Regions from separate parts of the Mus musculus genome. Here region 2 is linked to region 1. A link is a loop called in an ENCODE intact Hi-C map of the cell type or tissue named here. Cell type or tissue: heart. All regions are shown on one strand. Each heading gives the region's core, and the rest is flanking DNA. Links, peaks and the distances in the headings are about the cores only.

Region 1 (7,808 bases), core at 1,736-6,735:
GCCACCATCACCCAGTATCTGTTGAGTTTCTTATGGGGATTGTGTGAGTGCTGGTGTGGCCATCCAAGTGTGCTATTAGTGCGACAGTGACATTCAAGAATGCTACAGAAGAGAAAAGAGGATAACAGAGCTGAGTGTATGGAAGGGAAATATGTGTGTGTGTGTATGTGTGTGTACATATATATGTATATATGTGTGAGTGTGTATGAATGATGCATATAATTTCAATATATATAGCAAATATATTAAGGCTTATTTATGTAAATATGACAAGATAGTAATTTCTAATCCTAATATCAAAACATAGAATTGGCTTTTGTTTGGGTCTTGAAGATAAGCAACAAAATGTTAATGGGTTTCAACTTCACAGGAATACTGAGTCAGGAGGAGGATTTTATACTTGACTAACAAACACTGTGTTCTTAGTTTATGTGTCCCCCGCCCCCAATTGAAATCTGTGATCTAACAGGGTGAGGTCAGAGGTTTAGTTGTTAGCCCTCGGCTTCAACCTCAGTGGTGTCTCGACTCCTCACGCGCTGCATATTGGTTCTGGAGTGAGGTTGGGGTCAAATCCCATTCTGCTATGTAATTCTCAGTGACCGACGGGTGGTTCTGAGTCTAGTTTCCATGGCTGCAGAACAGTTGATGTGCCTGTCTTGGATAGTTGTCAGGAGCACAGGCATGAGAGATGACTGGTTTTTTTTTTTTTTTTTTTTTTTTTTTTTTTTTTTTTTTTGGTTTTTCCAGACTGGCTGTCCTGGAACTCACTTTGTAGACCAGGCTGGCCTCGAACTCAGAAATCCGCCTGCCTCTGCCTCCCGAGAGCTGGGATTAAAGGCGTGCGCCACCATGCCCGGCGACTGTTTTTATTACATCCCTTTGCCTACTCCTCTGAGCACCTAACCCTAATTGGTCTTCCTGGTAAAGTCTAGGCTCCTATGAAAAAAAGTGCAAGTGGAAGTGCAGTTTGAGAAGAAACAATTCGTCCTTGTAAAGTGCTCTCAGGACACGAATTACGTTTCTCTGCACTTCAGTTTCCTAGAATGGTTAGTGTTAATTTTTTTTTTCTTCAGTTCATGGGATATTGTTTAAGAGATGGAGATTGGGGCTGGTGAGATAGCTCCTGAGGTAAACACGCTTGCTTCACATGGTGGGGACCTGAGCTGGAGAGAGGGGACACCACGCCTCAAAGTTGCTGTCTGACTACTACATAAATACCATGGTATGGCAACTATCTGTGTGCATACATACATGCACTCACACACACAGCCTGTACTTGTGTACACACACCTTACACATACACACAGGCACACACGATAATAACAACAACAATAATCATTTAATTAAATATTCTAGAAGCAAACATACTGTATATAAACAGCCTTTCATTTTCTTCGCCTACCCCTGGTCTTTTTACCAACATGTCATAGTTACAGTTGCTAGGTGAGTAGTAGTTTTGGTCAGAATTACTTACAGTATGGCTTCTGTCTTGTTTCACCAAGCCCCCATCCCTGCTTGCAACTGTAAAAGTCACCTCTCAGGATGGGCAGTGAGGCCCATTCTCTGCCTTTTTGTGCAGTTCTGGATCTTAAAACTGTCCAAATGTCTCTCTTCCATATCCTAGATTGCCAGCTTTGTAAGTTTTACCTTTTTGTGGCATTCGAGATAAAATCCAGCCCCCTTCCCCCCCCCCCGCCTTTTAGAGAAGCCTTGCACTGCTGAACTATACCCAGCTCTAAAGCCTCTTCTGTATGCAGATGCAGGCGTGTGCAGAGTTATTCTCATCTGGGCACGTACGTAGGGAGGGCAGAGGGCAGCTTCGTTTATTCCTTTATTGTTTTCCACTTTGTTTGTTTGTTTGTTTTTTGGAGACAAGGTCTTGCTGTGTAGCCCCTGGCTGGCCTGGAACTCAGGAACTAGAGGAGGCTGGTATGGAGTCACAGAGATCTGCCTGCCTCTGCCACCCCTGTGCTGAGATTAAAGGTGAGAGAGAGAGAGAGTGAGAGAGACAGACAGACAGACAGACAGTATTTCTTTTTGAACCTGCAGCTTTCCATATTTGCTAGACTGACTGCCAGTACCCCCCAGGGTCTGTCTGCCTTCACCTCCCCAGCCCTGAGGTTACAGCCCAGACGCCACGGTGCCTGCTTTTCTGTGGACACTCAGGTCCTTGTGCTTGCACAGTGAGCATCTCCCCAACTCCCCATTTCTACTCTTACTTATCTTAAACATTTATTTTTATTTATGTATTTATATGGGTGTGTACATGAGTGTGGGGTACCAGGAGAAGGCGTTGGGTCCCCTGGAGCAGGACTCATAGTTGTTTGTGAGCTGCATGCTGTGGGTGCTGGAAACTGAACTCATATTCAATGGAAGAACAGCAAGTATTCCCACTGAGCTGTCTGTCCAGCCCCTATCTCCTACTTTTAAAGGGTCCAGCTATTCTGTTTTTAGCTTTGTTCCGTCCATTCTGTCTTTTTTTTTTTTTTTTTTTTTTTTTTTTGGTTTTTCGAGACAGGGTTTCTCTGTATAGCCCTGGTTGTCCTGGAACTCACTTTGTAGACCAGACTAGCCTCGAACTCAGAAATCCGCTTGCCTCTGCCTCCCAAGTGCTGGGATTAAAGGCATGCACCATCACTGCCCGGCTCCGTCTTAGCTCTTAACTTTTACTATTAACCATACCAGGACAGTGACACAGGTTTCTGTTTGACCTGATGGAACCCCGAGAAAGGAGATTGCTAACCCACTCACTCTGGGGACTCGTTCTTCAATGGTGCAGCAGGATGCATGCGGGGCAGCTTTTCTTATTGGCCACAGTCATCCTTAACTCTGCCTGGCTGTGCTCTGTGGTCTGGGCTGTAACAGTAATGATTTTAGCTCTTCAGTCCTCTTGGAGGCCAGTCAACATGACTGCATGCCCAGCGGGCGCCCCCTCCTTTCCAGATCCTTATTCACACTGGATGGCCCGAGACAGCAACTTCTCCCCAGCAGTACCATGCACACCTACTAAGTAAAGACTAATTCTCTTGCTCTTTAAACAGTTCCTTGCCTAAGGCTGCTTAGTTTTGCTGGTCAGAGGTTTTCTTCTCCCGGGCAGGGTGGATGTGTGCCGACAGGTTGTGTGGTCAGCATAAGCTTTCGGCAGCAGTGGACACTGTTAACTGAATGTATTCAAAGACAATGCAGATGTAGCGCTTAGTAGGCAGTTCACCCTGCAGCCTCAGCCCTCTCTCACTTGCTCGACTAGCTTTGACAAAGGAGTCAGGATCCTAGTCTATAGCGCATCTAAGCTGAAGTGGGTAAGAGGCCACTATCTTTTAAGTTTCTCAACTCTGCCACTGTGGCTGGAAAGCAGCCAGAGCCAGTATGAGCTAGTTGTGATTCAATCCGGCTTTTTTTACGAGCTGGTGTGATTCAGGACAACTTTATTTACAAAATCACACATGGACCAGACCACAGTTCACTAACTCTCGCAGTAAAGGGTGGAATTCTAGAAATAGCTTCTGCATATGCCTTATTTCCTTAAGGGACGTTAACTTAGTCTCATGCGTAAGCTTTTGTTTGTTTTGATTTAAGACTTTGAGGTTCTTATCCCTTCCATTTCCCAATCCTCTGTAATCACCGAAGTCTTTTTCAGCTGGGGAAGAAAATGCACTTCCCAGATAGATGGAGGCCCTGAAGCCCAGGCTAATGTGTAGTGTGGCCGTGGCCCCCTGCTGGTTACTTCAGGTTATTGCAACCTTAAATCTTTGGATTTCACTGTCCACAGTAGCAGTCCACCTGCTATTTTGAACGCTAGAGTGGTGGTTCTCAACCTTCCTAACGCTGCGACGCTTTAATACAGTGCCTCACATTGAGATGACAACCCCCCCCCAGTGTAAAATAATTTTGTTGCTACTTCAGAACTGTCATTTGGCTACCGTTATGAATTGGTATAAAAAAAATGAACAAAATACCTGATATGTGACCCCCAAAGGGGTCTCCACCCCACATTAGAAGACCGTTTAAAAAAATGCTCTTCCCGTCTCCAAAGACCTAATTGGATGGGTCAGGAACTTTAATAAGGTTCTTTCCGTGTGCCTCAGTTGGTTCTCGGATGTAGCCAGCTTTTCAGAACCTCTGCGCCAGCTCAATCAGCTGTCTCGTTGCTTCGTTTAAAAGGCAAAGCTGAACTCCGAGGCACCAGATGGCATTTATTTATATTGGCTCTGTGGGGTAAAGCGGCTCATCCCAGCTTCCAGTCGCTCCCGGTGTGCACTTACCAGCGCTAACCAGCCTGCCGCCGTCTACCGTCTATCACTGTAGACATGTGGGTCACGTAGATGGTTCTTAGAACTGATTGCTGATGATGTGAAAGGAGAAACGACATTGGGGCTTGCAAGTCATCCATAGATGACGTCGGAGTTGGTGGAAGGCAGTCATGGTCAAAGAAAGGAGTGCAGCAAGGGACAGCGTTGGTAGAGTACCCCAGCTTGAGTCAGCACATACTACATGACAAGGTTAGCCTGTGACGATTCCATGTTGTGGTAACAGAAGGTAATTAAACAGATCTGTTCTCTCATGTGAATAGCTCAGCCGATTAGGCTTGGAGAGTCAAGTCAAACCATCTAACATTTTGCTTTCGGGGGTAACCGCCATAGACTCTCAACTCTCCTAACCCTCTTCTCTTCCTTTTGAAATGATTGTCCTTTTAATCCTTGACACTTATTAGATCCTATCCACATTTTTAAATTGAATTTCGGTACAAAGAAAAAGTAATAGGTTTTTTTTTGTTTTTTGTATTTTGTTTTTAAACCTCTGAAGCCAGGATTGTCGCTTAGAAATAGACACGCGTGGGTTCTGTGCCCGTTCATAAAGAGGCCTCTGTGGCTTCTAATGTTTACAAAGTTTCTGGGAGTGAACAGAGGACTTTGCATCTGGTGTGTAGACTTTTAATGGTACGAATGAGACTTGTATATTGAGTGAGGCCATCATGCAGTCACTAAATAGAAAAAGACCAAGACCCAGAACTAAGCTACAAAGAAATTTCTTGGTGACTCCAAAATAAACATGGCCAGAGATGAGTCTCTGTCCCGGCAGCTGAGGCCTCTGGCGATTTCCAGGCATATCAGAGCCACCTGTGGCTCTCATGATCTGTGCATGTGTGTAGTGTGCTGCTTACAGTTGTTAAGGTGGTGGTGGCAGCCGGGGTGGGGGTGGGGGTTATATGCACATGTGTAGAAAAAGAGGGTCCTGGGTCCCCTGGAACTGATATTACATGCAATTTTGAACTGCTGGATGTACGCGCTGGGGCCCGAACCCTGGTCCACTAGATGAGCATCAAGTATTCTGTTCTTAATTGCTGAGTCGTCATTCTTATTCACCCGCTGCTTATTCTGTATTTCTTAAGGCTGTCTAACAAATGACCCACAAATCCCCTCCCCACCCCCAGTTCCAGAGATTGACAGTACCCCACCCCCACCTCTGCAGGCCCTCAGGAACACCCCTTCCATGACCCCTTTAGGCTCTGGCTACTGGGATCAACCTGTTGTGTTCCATCTCTGTCTTCACATGGCCTCCTCGTGTATCTGTCGTCATAGGGCTCTGTCTCTGTCTCTCTGTCTCTGTCTCTAACTCTGTATCTCTCTGTGTGTTTGTGTGTCTTGTGTGTGTGTTCATATGACCAGTCCTGTTTGTGAGTCTTCTTGTAGCCCCTTTGGGTCTACATCTATATGTGGCCTCTCTGTATGTGTCCGTTATCTTTATGTGGCCTCTGTGTTTCTGTGTCTTTTCGTGGCCTCTCTGTGGGTCTGTGTATTTTTGTAGCCTTCTCTCTCTCTGTGGGTCTGTGTCTCTTCCTGGCCTTATTAAAATTTGAGACCCATTCTACTCCATTGTGACCCCATTGTAATTAATAACACGGGAAATTCTGTATCCAAATAAGGGCCCACTCAAGGGTCAAATATGGATTTTGAGAGCTCTGTTAAGCTAACGGAGGTTATGGTAGCAAGATGTTCTTCTCATCTTTGTTTCTTTTCCTTTTAGCCAGTAAATTGAAAAGAGTTCCTAATAATGCAAGAAACTTGAGAATCTTGCAAATAGCTTTTGCAAATGGCTGTATTTGTTTCACTCTGGGAAGCTTGGTTTCATCCTCAGAATGGTATAAAAAAAAACAAACAAACAATGTCTACTACGTTTCCCACCCTCTGCCTGTCTTAATCGTAGTTCTAGACTCTTGCAACCTCTTACGGAGGATTCTCTATTCCAGGACTGCAGCATCCGAGAGAAAATAGACTTAGAGATCCGCATGCGAGAAGGAATATGGAAGCTGCTCTCGCTGAGTACGAAAAAAGACCAAGTTTTGCATGCAGTTAAGAACCTCATGGTGTGCAGTGCTCGGATCCAGGCGTACACGGCAGAGCTGCAGAAGTCAAAAGAAGAGATTGCAAATCAAACCGGAGCACGGTTAGTGCTGTGAGTCGCCTTTGCTTTAGCGAACTTTAGCATTCTTAGGCATTTGAACAGAAAACATGACATAATTTAAGTGTAAAAAACAAACAAACAAACAAACAAACAAACAAAATGTCAGGACACCAAACTGTTTAAAGGCCAACATGGGAGTGCCAGCTGATGTCACAGTTGTGTGGACAGCAGGGCTCAAAGGGAACTCTCTTCCATTGAGCTGGTTAAGGTGCGAAGCTCTTTCACTAGAAAGTGAAAGTGTGTTAGGAGAAAAGGATGGGGAGGGTCTTTTCAAGAAGAAAGGACAGAGGCCAAGAGTGGAGTCCACGGAGAAGTGTCTCTGAGAAATTAATTGCTGGTGCTGGAGAGGTGGTTCAGTGGTTAAGGGCACTGGCTGCTCTTGCAGAGGATCTGGGTTTAGTTTGTAGCACTTCTATGGCGGCTCATAACCATCAGTAACTCCAATACTGGGGGATCTTCTGCCCTCCTCTGTCTTCCTCTGGGCTCCTGGCACACACATGGTGCCCCTGCATACACACAAAGCATCCATACATGGAAAATTAAGATAACTCTTAAAAAAATTAATTGCTTAAAAACGGACAAAATCAGTCCCTTATAGATGTGCTATTTGTACTAAGAATAACAGCAGCTTAAGTAAATCGAGTTGAGTGGGCCACAGATGACAAACATATAAATGGAAGGGACTTAAAATAGACCGCCCAGCCCTTCCTATGGTGAGCCAGTTCCAGAGAAGGGAGTGGTGCTCCCAGAAGGGTTGCCAACTATAGTCCCAGTTAGGGCTTGCTGCTGAGTTTCAGGTCCTGTGGTCCCTGTCACTCCATATCAGCCTTGTGGGATTGATGTAGCATTTGTGTGTCACATTGTATCCCATTTCACAGGCAGGGCCAAGCCCCACCTGGGCCTTGGGTGAATGGATCCAGAGGCTTGACTTCAGTGTGTCTCCGTATAGCCTCTGTCTCTCTGGTCTGTTTGTAGTTCTGGTACAAGGGGGAAAGTTTCTCTCTGTACTTTATTGGTCATTGGGTGGGGCACTGTGTCCCTCCATGAAATTCTGTACAAGTAAGGTACAGGCCTGTCAGAGAAGGTTTCTGTAAACGGAAAACAGAAATAGGGTTGTGATGCAGCAGATCTAGATGCAAAGCGGCCACTTTGTCAGCGGCCTTACCTTACTGTAAATGCCGACCCTTATGCTTAGTCCTTTTGTTGCAGGTGCATTGTGTGTGTGGGGGGGATGGAGGGTGATAAGGTAACTCTCTATGTGGGCATTATGCACACACACACACACATACATATATATATATATATACATATACATATATATACATATATATACACACACATATACA
Region 2 (5,000 bases), core at 1-5,000, 1.1 Mb before region 1:
TGTGTGCATGCATGCTCACATGGATGTAAGACCACAGCCACATGAACTCATTTATAGTTACACACAAGCATGAACTTGTGAGCACATTTTACACATTTTTAATTGTTATATTTTACTTATGCATGTGTGTGTGCATTGTATGAAAGTGCTCACACATGTGCATGTATGTGTGCATGCATGCATGTGTGTGTGTGTGTGTGTGTGTGTGTGTGTGTGTGTGTGTGTGTGTGCCACTAATGTGCAGATGCCCTTGGAAACCAGAAGAGAATTGCATGACCCACCAGAATTGGAATAACAGGCAGCTGTGAGTCACTAGACCTGGATCCTGAAAACTGAGGCTGGATCCTCTTGCAGGGGACCTTCTGACTGCTGAGATCTATTTTGTACATTTTTTAAAAAACTTCAGTCATCACCTTTATGAGCACCAAACTAAACAGAGAAGTCCACTGGTGCAATTAACAAGGAGTTAGCGGGGCAGACGAAATACCCTGAAGAGACATTCTTCCACAGCTTGGGATGAAAGGGGTTGGAATGGTTGTTTCTTCTTCATTTCCGAGAACCATCCTTGGAGGCACAGACTTCCTTTCTGGGTAAATTTTGGCCACTAAAAGTCCACAGAGGGAAAAGACTACTTTATAATGATAAGTTCAAAATGCAGAGCACGAAGCTGGACTAAGAATGAGGTTCCTACTACGTAAACAATCTGTGTAAAAAATTGCAAGGAAATGCGCCAAGGCGTGAGAGCACTCACTTCTGAAGAAGTATTCCTTCAGCCATGGAAATCTTGATTACAGGGAAAAATAACTAAAAAGCCACACTGGCCCGACAGAAAACGCCATGGTTACCGCCAAGAACTATTCTTTGCCTCCGGGTGGAAAATTGGAAATTGAATTCGGTTTTTTTGTTTTGTTTTGTTTTGTTTTTTTTACTGTAAGACTTTGGCTCAACAAACTTCAACAGTGGAATCTGAAACCCTATTTGAAATATAAGGATTCAGAAGAAGTGGCTTTGAGCTCCTGCAAACGGTACTTCCGTTCTTTTGGTGAGAAAGTCTTTGAGATTTCATGGCATAAAGAGTTATAATTGATGGAGGGTTGAGGGTAGAAAACCCTCTGTGGTGGTAGCATTAATAAACTTAAAAGCATTTTATAAACTTGAAAATGTTCTTGCAATTGTAGTGGTAAGGGATAGAGGTGTAAATTGCAAGCATTTTTATTTTGTTTTACAAATTGAGGTCACCAAGGCACACAAAAACTTCCGTAACTATGTCATTTCTCTTGGGGAAAAAAATGAAACTACCTATATATTCACCATCGACAGTAAGCAAATATGCCATGAATTCAAATGAAGGCTGGAAAGATGGCTCAGTGGCTAAGGGCATTTGTTGCTTTTGCAGGGGACCCAGGTTCAATGGCCAGCACCTACCTAAGTGATCCAAAACCAGCTGTAACTCCAGTTTCAAAGAATCTGTCTCACTCTTCTGGCCTCCACAAGTACAGCATGCATGTGGAGAAAATATTCATACCATATACGTAAAATAAATAAACTTCTTAAAGGTAAAACGTGGTAAAAATGAATCAAAGCTGCAGAGATCAGAAAGAATAATCCTCAAACAGGGAATTTTGGTTTGGTTCTATTTGGTTTGGCTTGGGTTCCCCCCCACCCCCAATAGGATTTTAATTAGCCCAGTCTGACCTGGAACTCTTGATCCTCCTGCCTCAGTCTCTCCATGGGCTGGCATCACAGACAGAATCCTGAATCACAAAATGCAGCTATGTAATAATATAGAGAGCATATTGTCACGTTTGGAAACATCCAAACAATATGCTGAATATGGCTTTTAATATAAATCGGGAAGCTATCCATGGGAATCCATGTGTCAATATTGGACTGTGTTTACCTACAAGAAGGAAAAAAGTAGAGAGAACATAGAGAGGAAGTCGTGTCTCTTAGTTAAGCTGGGGTGTGACTATACTGTATCATTCTCTCTGGGCCTTCTCTATGTGTGAAATACTTAAAAATATGATTATTTTGTCTCCTTACTTTGTATCAGAGTATCACTCTTTGTCCTATTTATCTCTCACAAAAGCATAGTCCCCCTCCCCCTAAGAAAAGCCTTGCTATGCCAGTTTCACAGATGAAGGCCCCAGCTCAGTCTTTTAATCACATACCAAGTTCACTCGCCCAGCATTTGATAGAGGAAAGCCTAGGGTTCATTTCCAGCTGTATCAATTTTGCTTTTCTTTTTTCGTCAAATACTTGCCAAGAAACATCTCAACAGAGGGGGAGTTTATTCGGCTTAGCAGGCAAGGCATGGGGTTGGAGCTTGAGGCGGCTGGATACATTGTATACACACGGGAAGAAGAGATGCATGAACGCTAGTGTTGAGCTCACTCACTTTTTGAGTCGGTCTAGGACGCCAGGGAATGGCGCCACCTACAGTTTAGGTAGTGCTACTACCTCAATTAGTCTGATCTGGAAATTCCCTCGTAGAAAGGTCAGGAAAGTGTGTCACCTACGTGATTCTAGATCCTGTCAATCACCATTAACCACCACACCGCAGTGTAGCACCACTGTCAAGGGAAAAGGCATCGGATTGCAACTGCAACTTTTGTACAGGGTGCGTGAAACTCTAACTTCCCTCCCTGAGCGCCCTGGAAAGAGCTGACACTGTTTCTCCCAGTTTATTTGCATGTTTGCCTTCTCAACAAAGAAAACCTCGTGCCTCAGCCACTTCCTGCCTGACTCATTGTTCCTATCAAGCCCAGGCAGCACCCACTCTTCCAAGGAACAGGGTCATGGCTGTGTGTCTCTTCAGGAAGTGGCTGCTCTACAGATGGCCACAGGCTTCCTGCTTCAGTCAAGGCTTTTGAATCACACTACTCCCTGTCTGTGGTTTTGAATGTTTTTGTTTGTTTGCTGGGGAGGAATGAATAACTGACCTTGAATGGGGTTGTAGGGGGGAAGGTAGACTGTGTGACACAGAGCCACGCTGGATTCATGGTCTCAGCCTGAATCGGGTTGTACTTTGAAGGACAGCAGATTTCAGGAGGCTGAAACTACGGAGACAAACGGTTTATAAATTCTTATTTTCCCCCATCACTTTGGCCAGCACTGGGCTGCCCTTCTTAAGCCAGAGAGAACAGAGTTAGATTATATTGCTACAACAGTAAAATCTGTGATAGAAGGATGTCTACAGAACTGGGAGGCCTGGCCTCACATTTAAGTCTTCTAACCTCTTCCTTTTTAACACTGCTTGAAATGCCATGACTGGATTCAGTGTGCTCGGAAGCTCCGTAAAATCACGTCTCTGCGCGAACATGTAGGAAGGATGCCTATCACATCACAACCCACTGGGCTGGTGAGAGCGCTCTTGGCTCCACCCCCTACAGTTCAGTGAGAGTGGAGATGGTCCTCTGAAAAAAGAAAAAGCTAACCCAGGCATCTCTCACATTGACAGCTGGAGGAAATCTTCGTGGTGTGCCAGGGACCAGGCTGGACCCGCCTTCTGCGACACAAGACCCACTGACATAAATCAGCCTTCACATTCACGTGGCTTTTGGAGATCAAAGTTCAAAGTAAGGGGAAAGGGGTTTGTTGTGGCTATTCTGTCAGTACATGGAATGGCTCCTGGAACATCCCTCAGTGGGGAGGGGAGGCTTCTGCAGTGCACCCCTAGAGTCCTATCCTTCACAATTGCAGGCTAATCTAGGAGGTTCAACAGTCCTTCGGTCTCATACTCATCAGGTGCCATGCTTCACTGGACAAGAAAGTAATCTGTCGTGAACACTACTATCGCTGTCTTTTCTTGGGGACCTATGAGGTGGTAGAATTCAGATTTTTTTTTTAACTTGCAAATCTGTGTGTGCATGTGTATGTGTGCATGCATGTGTTCGTGGAGGGGGGTATGTGTGTGACTGTGAGTGCATGTGAAAGCCAGAAGACCTTGGGTATCATTCACAATTTCTTGGGGTTTTTCTTTTCCCTTTGAGACAAGACTTCTCATTGGCCTAGAACTTACAAATAGTCTGGGATGGCCCCACAGCAAACCTCAGATAGCCACAAATGCATTGCACTGTGTTATAGAAGGACATTTTTCAAACAAGTATGCACGAGGAACAGCATAGGCCATATCCCCTCCCCCTCCCATTAGTCTCTTCTAAGAAACGTAACTGTAAAGACAGATGTCTCAGCAGTTAAAAGCAGGCACTGCTCTTGCAGAAGACTGGAGTCTATGTCCCAGCACCACATAAGGCAGCTCACAGATCCCTGTAACTCTGGTTCGGAGGATCTAATGTCCACTTGAGCCTCCACAGGTACCTGACTTATGTGTGCAACTCCCCACCCCACCCCAGCTGCTACACACACACACACACACACACTACCACCACCACCACCACCATCATCACCATCATCATCATCATCAAAACAAAAGTAATAAATCTGGACTGGAGAGATGGCTCGGTGGTTAAGAAGATTGACTGCTCTTCCAGAGGTCCTGAGTTCAATTCCCAGCAACCACATGGTAGCTCACAACCATCTGTAATGAGATCCAATGCCCTCTTTTGGTGTGTCTGAAGAAAGCTACAATGTATGGATATAAATAAAATAAATAAATCTTTTAAAAAAAAGTGATAAATCTGTAAAAACAAATAGTGCCTGAATTAAACATGTCGTTATATGTAGTGAGGGTGAGGGATCATGTGTTTCCCTAGTTACATGCTTGATAGCATGTTCAGTGATGGAGACATGGGTAAAGTGTGCCTCATCTTTCCTCACTTCAACTCTGATCTTCGTGTCTCCCACTGCAGAGCTGGATAGAAGGAGAAGACTATCGGAGACATGAACTGTCTTACTGACCAATCCCGTACGTCAACATGAAAACACCGTCTATGGAATTCTCTTAGTAAATGTTCATCTTCCAGTCTCTCGGTCATCTCAGGGCACAACCTCTAAGTTTTAAATGCTTATTTTTAAGTGTGTGCGTGTGTGCGTGTGTG

What was found. A loop is a pair of places that touch in the nucleus more often than their neighbours do. Peaks named below come from ENCODE experiments on the same cell type or tissue, not always from the same donor. Only the 100,000 strongest peaks of a DNase experiment are listed, where the experiment ranks them.
Region 2: it touches region 1 in a loop (3-fold over the local background); 3 of 42 quality-filtered maps call a loop at or near these places.

What each region holds. Positions count from the first base shown.
Region 1 is chr10:67,981,060-67,988,867 of GRCm38, forward strand. It overlaps Rtkn2 (rhotekin 2), which reads left to right. Exons shown (of 12, transcript NM_001359319.1): 2 at 6,248-6,444. Among named protein-coding and RNA genes, the nearest start is that of Rtkn2, 5.4 kb to the left of the region's middle. In heart, for the core only: a CTCF peak has its summit at 3,718 (motif pointing left); no DNase peak of the experiment used is centred there.
Region 2 is chr10:66,861,855-66,866,854 of GRCm38, forward strand. No RefSeq gene overlaps it. Among named protein-coding and RNA genes, the nearest start is that of Gm31416, 30 kb to the left of the region's middle. In heart, for the core only: a CTCF peak has its summit at 2,436 (motif pointing left); DNase peaks (open chromatin) are centred at 2,767 and 3,537; H3K27ac peaks cover 655 bases.